2 separate regions of the Homo sapiens genome follow, and region 1 is linked to region 2. The links are chromatin loops, found by intact Hi-C in ENCODE. Cell type or tissue: Calu3. All regions are shown on one strand. Each heading gives the region's core, and the rest is flanking DNA. Links, peaks and the distances in the headings are about the cores only.

What was found. Peaks named below come from ENCODE experiments on the same cell type or tissue, not always from the same donor. Only the 100,000 strongest peaks of a DNase experiment are listed, where the experiment ranks them.
Region 1: a loop joins it to region 2, with 3 times the contacts of the local background. A loop is called at or near these places in 1 of 110 quality-filtered maps.

What each region holds. Positions count from the first base shown.
Region 1 is chrX:65,819,499-65,824,878 of GRCh38, reverse strand. It overlaps the pseudogene CCNYL5. Among named protein-coding and RNA genes, the nearest start is that of MSN, 150 kb to the right of the region's middle. RefSeq lists a silencer at 2,417-2,566. In Calu3, for the core only: no CTCF peak of the experiment used is centred there; a DNase peak (open chromatin) is centred at 2,528.
Region 2 is chrX:65,703,909-65,709,288 of GRCh38, reverse strand. The region is part of intron 1 of MSN (moesin); the gene reads right to left. Among named protein-coding and RNA genes, the nearest start is that of MSN, 39 kb to the right of the region's middle. RefSeq lists an enhancer at 2,644-2,703 and a silencer at 4,962-5,134. In Calu3, for the core only: no CTCF peak of the experiment used is centred there; DNase peaks (open chromatin) are centred at 2,668 and 5,178.

The DNA.
Region 1 (5,380 bases), core at 293-5,292, 120 kb before region 2:
TTGCCTGTTAACTCTGATGGTAGTTTCTTTTGCTATGCAGAAGCTCTTTAGTTTAATTAGATCCCATTTGTCAATTTTGGCTTTTGTTGCCATTGCTTTTGGTGTTTTGGACATGAAGCCCTTGCCCATGCCTATGTCCTGAATGGTAATGCCTAGGTTTTCTTCTAGGGTTTTTATGGTTTTAGGTCTAACGTTTAAGTCTTTAATCCATCTTGAATTAATTTTTGTATAAGGTGTAAGGAAGGGATCCAGTTTCAGCTTTCTGCATATGGCTAGCCAGTTTTCCCAGCAACATTTATTCAATAGGGAATCCTTTCCCCATTGCTTGTTTTCATCAGGTTTGTCAAAGATCAGATAGTTGTAGATATGCGGTGTTATTTCTGAGGGCTGTGTTCTGTTCCATTGATCTATATCTCTGTTTTGGTACCAGTACCATGCTGTTTTGGTTACTGTAGCCTTGTAGTTTAGTTTGAAGTCAGGTAGAATGATGCCTCCAGCTTTGTTCTTTTGACTTAGGATTGACTTGGTGATGTGGGCTGTTTTTTGGTTCCATATGAACTTTAAAGTAGTTTTTTCTAATTCTGTGAAGAAAGTCATTGGTAGCTTGATGGGGATGGCATTGAATCGATAAATTACCTTGGGCAATATGGCCATTTCTCTTTAGCTTTTTAGCCTTCTGAGCTCCAGAATTTGGCAACCATCTTAAGGCAAAAACCAGCTATTCATAGGCTCAGCTCTCTGCCTTTCTCATGTAACTGTGCTCTGCCATATTCTCCTGTTTTGTTTCTCCAGCACCAAGGCACTACCAAAAGCTCTGTTGGTTTCTCTAACTCTCAGCAGCAGCCTTCTGACTGGGGCCATGTCTGTGTTTTCAGCCTACTGCAAACCAGAAAGCAGAAAATACCCACAAAGAAAAAGTAGCTGTACAAATGTTAGTTCACCTCTCTGCAGATTTTACAGGCTCATAGGTGGAAGGAGCTTGCCTTGTCTCAGATGAGACTTTGAATTGTGGAATTTTGGGTTAATGCTGAAATGAGTTAAGAGTTTGGGGGACTGTTGGGAAGGCATGATTGGTTTTGAAATGTGAGGACATGAGATTTGGCAGGGGCTGGGGTGGAATAATATGGTTTGGCTCTGTGTCCCCACCCAAATCTCATCCTGAGTTGTACTCCCATAATTGCCATATGTTATGGGAGGGACCCAGTGGGAGACAATTGAATCACGGGGGTGGTTTCCCCCATACTGTTCCCATGGTAGTGAATAAGTCTCACAAATCTGATGATTCTATCAGGGATTTCTGCTTTTGCGTCTTCCTCATTCTCTCTGCTTACTGCTGTCCATGTAAGATCTGACTTGATCCTCCTTGCCTTCTGCCATGATTGTGAGGTTTCCCCTGCCACGTGGAACTGTAAGTCCAATTAAACCTTTTTCTTTTGTAAATTGCCCAGTCTCAGGTTTGTCTTTATCAGCAGCGTGAAAACGGACTAATACACCAACCTACACCATCCTACCTTGGTCTTAAGATACCTGCACGCACACACACCCTCACCTACACTATTTCTCATTCCCTGATTTTGCAACTTGCCTTGCATCCTAACATCAAATCTAAAATGGTCTTTCTGACATTCCAATTTCTTTTTAGCAGCAACATAGCAACAATATTTTGTTGTCTTACTTTGAACCGTGATTAGTTAAAGTCCCCAGATATCATGACACCAAATAGTTGCCAGGCTAGGCCTCCTCCTTTACTTCTCATGAAATTCATTAAAAAAAAAAAAAAACTTTTATTTTAGGTTCAGGGGTACATGTGCAAGTTTGTTATGTAGGTAAACTTGTGTCACTTTTTTTGTAAAGATTATTCCATCACATACGTACTAAGCTTAGTACCCAATAATTATTTTTCCTGATCATCTCTCTTCTCCCACCCTCCACCCTCAAGTAGGCCCCAGTGTCCGTTGTTCCCCTCTCTATGTCCATGTGTTTGAATCTTTTAGCTCCCACTTATAAGTGAGGGCATGTGGTGTTTTGTTTGCTGTTCATGCATTAGTTTGCCAAGGATAATGGCCTCCAGCACCATCTATGTTCCTGCAAAGGACATGATCTCATTCTTGTTTATAGCTGCATATTATTCCATGGTTTATATGTACATTTTCTTTATGCAGTCTGTCATTGATGGGCATTTAGGTTGATTCCATGTCTTTGGTATTGTGAATAGTGCTGGGGTGAATATACACATGCATGTGTCTTTATGGTAGAAGTATTTATATTGTTTTGAGTATATACCCAGTAATGGGATTACTGGGTTTAATAGTAGTTCTGTTTTTAGCTCTTTGAGGAATCACCACACTGCTTTCCACAATGGCTGAACTCCCACCAACAGTATATAAGTGTTCTCTTGGCAGACAAGTCAGCTCACCGGAGGCGGAGGCAGCGTGGCGGCTGGGGTGTGGCGCAGGACCGAGCCCTGGCGGAGCAGGGCCGCGGGGCGGGCGGGTGAGCCCTGGGCGAGGTGGCCTCTGCTTGCTCAGTGTCCCCGCGCCATTGTTGGGGGAGGGGGCTGCTGCTGAGCGAGGCAGAGTAGGGCGCAAGCGAAGGCGCCAGAGGCGGCGGAGAGGGGCGGAGGCGCCCCATGGGGAACACGCTGACTTGTTGCGTGTCCCTCAATGCCAGCCCCAAGCTGGGCCGGCGCGCCGGATCCCCGCGTCCGACATCTACGAGGCGGCGTCCGGGGACGAGGTGGCGGTAGCGCCTGCTGCTGCGGAGCCTCCCGAGTTTGATTTCGGAGAAGGCGAGGGCCACCACCTGCAGCACATCAGCGACCGCGAGATGCCCAAAGATTTAGCATTGGAGTCAAACCCTTCTGACCATCCAAGGGCAAGCACAATTTTCCTGCGCAAATCTCAAACGGATGTGAGAGAAAAGAGGAAGAGCAACCATTTAAACCATGTATCTCCAGGGCAGCTTACTAAAAAGTATAGCTCATGCTCAACAATATTTCTATATGACAGCACAGTCAACCAGCCTAACCTTAGAACCACAGTAAAATGTGTGACCTTAGCAATATATCACCACATAAAGAACAGAGATGCAAATAGATCCCTGGATATTTTTGATGAGAGATCACATCCACTTACACGAGAAAAAGTTCCAGAAGAATAGTTTAAGCATGATCCTGAGCACAAATTTATTTACAGATTTGTTCATACTCCTTTTAGTGCTGCACAGCTAACAGCTGAATGTGCAATAGTAACTTTGGTTTACTTAGAAAAGCTTTTAACTTATGCTGAAACCAACATTTGTCCCACTAACTGGAAAAGGATTGGTCTGCGAGCCATTCTTGCCTCCAAGGTTTGGAACCATCAGGCTGTATGGAATATGGACTACTGCCAGATCTTCAAGGACATTACAGGTGAGGACATGAATGAAATGGAAAGGCATTTTTTGATGCTTCTTCAGTTTAATCTTAATGTTCCTGCCAGTGTTTATGCCAAATACTACTTTGATCTTCGCTCCTTAGCAGATGACAATAACCTGAATTTTCTATTTGCTCCTCTTAGCAAAAAAAGAGCACAGAACCTAGAGGCTATTTCTAGATTGTGTGAAGACAAAGACTTGTGGAGAGCCCTATGAGAAGGTCTTTCAGCACTGATGACTTCATTGGTATTCAGCACTCTAAAGCCATCCTCTCTTAAAGGGAGAAATGAGGGGTTATAACGTCACAGGACCTTTATCTACAAAGACTGGAGAAATATCACCTTTCCTGCTCAAAACCCAGCAAAATTAGTGTTTTCATTAAAAGGATAGATCTCGAATTCAAGAGATTCATGGACAACAAGGATTGTACTCCATAGAAAAGAATGGGACCTTGTCAATGCAACAAAACATTCTTCTGTCCTTTTTAATGTAAACAGAGTTACAAAAAACACTCCAAAGTGAAGGTTCCTTTCCCACACAGATATTTGCTTACTATATGGGCTGATAGCTGTGAACTATGTAAGGTTTTTTTAAACAATAGTTTAAATTTTTAAACTTTAAAGACACTAACCATATAACTTTTATGCTTTTTCCAATTTTTCTCCCTCCCCACATTTTGCTGCATATGCCTTTAGAATCAATGCAGTATTATCATTAAAACATGGTACTCTAAAGACACTTAGGAGCAGACTGCACCATTGTTAGGTAATGAAGGATTCTTCCTCCCTACCATTGAAGCTGCTAGTCATAGGCAATCATTTTAAGCCAAAAACCTGCTGGATAACATTTGTCATTCATATTCTTTGCAAACATTACTTTAGCATTTTAGCATGTTTGGGGTCATAAACAGAGGAAGTATCGTTATTGATATCTACTTCTTTTATTTATTTATTTTTTATTATACTTTAAGTTCTGGGGTAATGTGCAGAACGTGCAGTTTTGTTACACAGGTATACATGTGCCATGGTGGTTTGCTGCACCCATCAACCCGTCACCTATATTAGGTATTTCTCCTAATGCTATCCCTCCCCTATCCCCCCACCCCCCAACAGGCCTCGGTGTGTGATATTTCCCTCCCTGTGTCCATGTGTTCTCATTGTTCAACTCCCACTTATGAATGAGAACATGCAGTGTTTAGTTTTCTGTTCTTGTGATAGTTTTCTGAGAATGATGGCTTCCAGCTTCATCCATGTCCCAGCAAAGGACATGAACTCATCCTTTTTTATGGCTGCATAGTATTCCATGGTGTGTATGTGCCACATTTTCATAATCCAGTCTATCACTGATGTACATTTGGGTTGGTTCCAAGTCTTGCTATTGTGAATAGTGCTGCAATAAACATACATGTGCATGTGTCTTTATAGTAGCATGATTTATAATCCTTTGGGTATATACCCAGTAATGGAATCACTGGGTCAAATGGTATTTCTAGCTCTATATCCTTGAGGAATCACCACACTGTCTTCCACAATGGTTGAACTAATATTACACTCCTACCAACAGTGTAAAAGCATTCCTATTTCTCCACATCCTCTCCAGCATCTGCTGTTTCCTGACTTTTTAAAGATCACCATTCTAACTGGCATGACATGGATTTGCATTTCTCTAATGACCAGTGATGATGAGCATTTTTTCATATCTTTGTTGGCTGCATGACTTCTCCTTCTTCTATTGGGGTCCATGTTGCATTTCTTGTGAACTAAGAATGATGCTTCTCATTTTCTGATAATTTTTCCCTTGTTAAATAAGTGTATTAATACATATTTTCATAATGCCAACCAACATGGTGGCTTAGTGACAATGAAAAAAAAAAGTAAAGCGGTTTTAAGCTTTAATATAGCTCAGGCCCTCGAAGGCACTGCAGCGTGAGTATAAATGCTATGAACCTTTTAAAAAACATCGTTTG
Region 2 (5,380 bases), core at 241-5,240:
GTGAGTCCTGTTAGCAGCACTGTAAACCAGTACAACCACTGTGGACAACAGTATGGAGGTTTCTCAGAAAACTAAAAATAGGACTACCATATGATCCAGCAATCCCACTACTAGCCATTTATTTATCCAAAGGAAAAAAAATCAGTATATCCAAGAGATATCTGCACCCTCGTGTTTACTGCATCACTACATCACAATAGCCAAGATATGGAATCAACCCAAGTGTCCAAAACCAGATGAATGGATAAGGAAAATGTGGCATATATACATAATGGAATATTATTCAGCCATAAAAAATGAAATCCTGGCCAGGCACAGTGGCTCATGCCTGTAATCCCAACACTTTGGGTGGCTGAGATGGGCAGATCACCTGAAGTCAGGAGTTCAAGACCAGCCTGGCCAACACAGCAAAACCCCGTCTCTACTAAAACTACAAAAATTAGCCAGGTGTGATGGCGTGTGCCTGTAATCCCAGCTACTCAGGAGGCTGAGGCAGGAGAATCTCTTGAACCCGAGAGGCGGAGGTTGCAGTGAGCCAAGATCATGCCACTGCACTCCAGCCTGGGCAACAGAGCAAGACTCCGTCTCAAAATAAATAAATAAATAAATAAAAATCCTGTCATTTGCAGCAACATGGATGAGCCTGAAGGACATTATGTTAAGTGAAATAAGCCAGGCACAGAAAGTTAAACACCCCGCCAAGCACGGTGGCTCACACCTGTAATCCCCGCACTTTGAGAGGCCAATGTGGGCGGATCACCTGAGGTCAGGAGTTCAAGACCAGCTTGGCCAACATGGCAAAACCCCATCTCTACTAAAAATACAAAAATTAGCTGGGCATGGTGGCACACACCTGTAATCCCAGCTACTCGGGAGGCTGAAGCAGGAGAATCGCTTAAACCTGGGAGGCAGAGGTTGCAGTGAGCCAAGATCATGCCACTGCACTCCAGCCTGGGCAACATAGTGAGACCCTGTCTCACAAAAAGAAATGATAAATGTTTGAGATGGTGAGTATGCTAATTACTCTGATCTGATCACTATATATTGTATATATCAAAACACTGCTATGTACCCCATAAATATGTACAATTTATGTATGCATTTATTATGATGTGTCAGGTTAAAAAAATCAAAATTAGGCTGGGTACAGCAGCTCACACCTGTAAATCCCAACACTTTGGGAGACCAAGGTGGGAGGACAGCTTGAAGCCAGAAGCTAGAGATCATCCTGGGCAATATAGCAAGACCATCTCTATTTAAAAAAAAAAATCAAGTTAAAAAATAATAAAAATTTTAAAATTAAAAATTAGAAAAAAACTAAGTCATGAGGACAAGGCCATTGGTCTATGCTCTCCTGTTTTCTGTGTACGTGTCAGAGGTAGCAGGGAGTAAGGGTAGTAACAGCTGGGGCCTGAAAGTGATAGATAGGATAGAAGTCCTGATCAAAGAAGGTCCCTTTGTTCTCTCTTAGATTAATCAGGGATTCAAGAGTGCAAGATGGGCTGCAGGCCCAGACCCACTGCCACAGAGGGCCCACTGGATGCTCACCCTTAGTAGGCACCCATGGTCTTCTTTTCGGGCCTAGACGCTGCTCTCTCCCTAAAGAGAAGACAGTGGTCTTGTTTGGGAGGAAAGAACCTAAAAATGAAGTTTCCAAAGTTGGCAGAAAATTCCCAGCCAGTCCTTCAGTTTGACAGGAATACAGGAGCTGACCCGGATGGGGTAGCATTTCAAGATGTAGTCCCCAGAAGAGAACTGTTTATATGCCTAGATCCCTGCCTAAGCCAGGCCCTGAGGATCTAGGCACAGCATGAGGTTAAAGACTGTGTCTCAGAAGAACATTAAGGTTTGAAGGAACAATAACAAAATGTCTGCATGTGTGTTTGGGGAAGGAGGAGTGTCATCCTCTCACATGCACTGGCCCTCCCACCTGTTGCCCAAGAACAATAAGCCCACTGTTATTTACTGAGCAATTCAACATAGACGCTTCCCACACCAAGCACTTCACTAAGCACAAACAAACTCATCTCGGTGGTACACTGTCCAAAGCCTTCAACAAACTGGGTTCTCTCTCATGTCTCCAGTTAGCTGGGCTGAGACACAAAAGTAACCAGGCCAGATGCTACCTCTGTCTTGGCACCAGCAGCTGAGAGGTACTTTGGTGTCTGGGCCTGCCAGTTTCAAATAAGCAACCCTCTCTTTGCCTATCATCAGAAGCACCCAGGTGAGCTGTAGCCCAGCTACAGCAAAAGGGATTAGCAATGGTTTCCCCTCACCTACCCCATGTCACTGAACTATAAGATGGCTCTTTCCTGGAGAGAAGTTTGGAAGAGTCAGAGAGAAAAGCAGAGAGTAAGTCAAATAATTACAAGTAACTTGCCTGGAGCATGGACCTCCGAGCTGAGGGGATGAACATTACCATCCCCACTTCATAGATGAGAAAACTGAAGTGCATAGAGGCAGGTGACAGAAGGATGGAAATGAACACTTACTGAATGCCAACAATGTGTCGGCCTCATCACACACAGTCTCACTTAACATCACTGAGGTCACATTTACTCAGCCAACAAGTAGTGGAGGCGGGTCTTCTGGACATTCCTGGAGCTCCTTCCACAACTCCACCCACCTCTCCTGTCATGTTGTCTTCAGACACTGGCTTGGCAACTATTTTGGCTAAGACTCAAACATTCTGGCATAGGAAGCCTGGGCACATCTGGGAAGCACTGCTTGGGAAGGTCCCCTTGTCTCACTGGGGCAGAGGTTGTGAGTCAGCCCAGTTGGGTCTGAGCTCAATGACCTCATTTCCACCTGCCACCTCCCCAGGGGGCCACCCCTGCTGGGCTTTCAGTGGGGCTGCTGGTGTAGAGAAGAAGGCAAGTATAAGTGGGGCAGGGGAGCCAGAAGAAGGATGTGCCCTACCAACGCAATCCCAGAGTTCTAGTATCTTCCTTGGCCAGAGAATAGTCATCACAGCGTCACTCACACTGCCTTCATCAGGTCGGAAGCTAAACTCCATTGTTTAGGCTCCAGTTCCCACCATTTCCTGCTACTAAGAGTGGGGCCAAGGCAGGGCAGGGCAGGTCCTGGTCTGTTTTGCCTCTCTGGATGACAGCACTGTCTCAACTAGCTTTTTTCCATAAGAGGGAAAACAAGGTTTGCTTTGAATCTTTAGCCTAGGGGCCATTCTGCTCCTCCTCCTCTTCCTTCACTGACTAACTCACTTCTCAGCAAGTCAGCCTCTTCCCTGTTGACTTGGAAGTGGTAACTGGTACAGTTATCTGCTAGGACCTCTTCCAGACTCTCAATACAGCCCATAAAACCTGACTGGGGTTAACCTTTCCTATGCCTGTGCCTTTTCCCAGTAGCTTCTAGAAAGGAGAACAACACCCAACCTCACTCACACCTTAATGGGTTAGCAGTATTTCTTCAACCACTCCAACTGCTCCAGAGGGCGTCAGAGACAAGGGTCCCCTTTCATTTGTTTTGACCCAGCCCTGTCATCCGAAGCTCCTCAAGAAGCATTTCAACTGGAAGACAAGGGCACACTGGAAACTGAGAGTTACTCCTCCAATTACCATATGTGTGAGGGTTAGCAATGGAAATATAACCACCTTGTCCCTGTGGGAGCAGAGTTCAGGTCAGAGGTGAAAATTGAAAGAAAAAAATCAGAAACAGTGATGTCACTTTAGCAAGTTAGTTTCTTCGTTAATCCAGCCGTAATTGCATGGCCTTTTGTTCAACCTCAGGCCCAGGTAAACCCCTCTTGTTTTTCTCTCCACACGTGAAAGTCAGGAAGAAAACCATCTGCTTAGTGTCTGAACCTAACTTCAGTTCTTACTTTCAAAATCACCTTAGCCAAACCATACCCCCAGGGCAAATACTCTCCAGCCCCAACTCATCTCTCCTTCTTAGGCACATGGGCTGACACACCAGCTCCTTAGCATGGCCATTCCTCTTTTTACATTTTCTCATTATTTCAACCCATGCATCCTAGAATCTCATATGGCTTCTCCCTTCTGAACTTCAACTTGTCCTCTAAGAAAATAAACAGTCCAGAATCCCAAACTGTCAGACCTGAAAAAGACGTCAGAGATCACTCGATTCGAACCTTGCAACATACAGCTGGGGAAACTGAGGTCCAAAGAAAGGTAGGCACTGGCCCAGAGCCACACAGCTGCTAGGCAGTGTGGGAGGAGGGGCTAAAAACCTGGCTTTTGAGGCTGGGCGCGGTGGCTCACACTTGTAATCCCAGCACTTTGGGAGGCCAAGGTGGGAGGATCACCTGAGGTCAGGAGTTCGAGACCAGCCTGACCAATATGGTGACATCCTGTTTCTCCTAAAAATACAAAAAATTAGCCAGGCATGGTGTTGTGTGCCTGTTGTCCCAGCTACTAGGGCGGCTGAGACAGGAAAATTGCTTGAACCCGGGAAGCGGAGATTGCAGTGAGCCAAGATTGCGCCACTGCACTCCAGCCTGGGTGACGGAGCAAGACTCCATCTCAAAAAAAAAAAAAAAACCTGGCTTTTGATCCACTAGCCTATTTAGTAAGCCATAGTGCCAGCCTGACATTTAGAAAACAGTAGATACTTCAAGCATACTATTATTGATCTAAAAAAAAAACTATGTGGAGGAGGCTGGATCAATTTGTTTCCGTGAAAAACTCCAAGCTGGCACTGCTTGGAAGTTTAGCTTTCAACAGAGGGCAGGCCTAACTTTCAGGATCTGAGACAATCACCACCACCCATTCTAGGGAGACTAAATATTTTATAACACCATGGAAGGAGAACTCAGAGAGCCCTGTTTCCAGAACTGTTTTCTTTGGAAAAACTTGAATAGCAACTGGTTGGGAAGGCCCCCAGTAATAGGCATAGCCAAGACTCAAGCTGGGGATTGAGGAGGGCACAGAGCAGAGAAAGAGGAAGGGAATTTGAGTAATGGGTTCATATCCAGGCAGCCAAGAACAACAGATTCCTTCAACTCCCATAAAACTTCAAAGCTGCTGAAATAAAAGAAGTGCAGACCCATCATTAATAAAGTAAGTCTCCAGATGGGCAAAGCCCCTATCCGGGGCCACACCTAGCTGGGCTTCACTCTTTAGCGTCACTTTCCTGCTTGACCCAGCTTCCTGCCAGCAAGTTTTACAGGAAGTATTTGTAGACTGGAAACTGACCATTTTTGGCTGCCTGAATATGCCAGCTCTGCCCAGGGTGCCAGAAGAGGGCTCTATTCCCTCTGCTTAGGAACAGACTCCAGCAACCTCCAGCATCATACTTCTGAAGCACACTGGAGCTGATCCAAACCCAAACTTGGGTTCCATCTATTGCTCATGGGAATGTTAAAACTGCTGAAGCCAGGATTAGTCAAATATGCAGTTGCAGG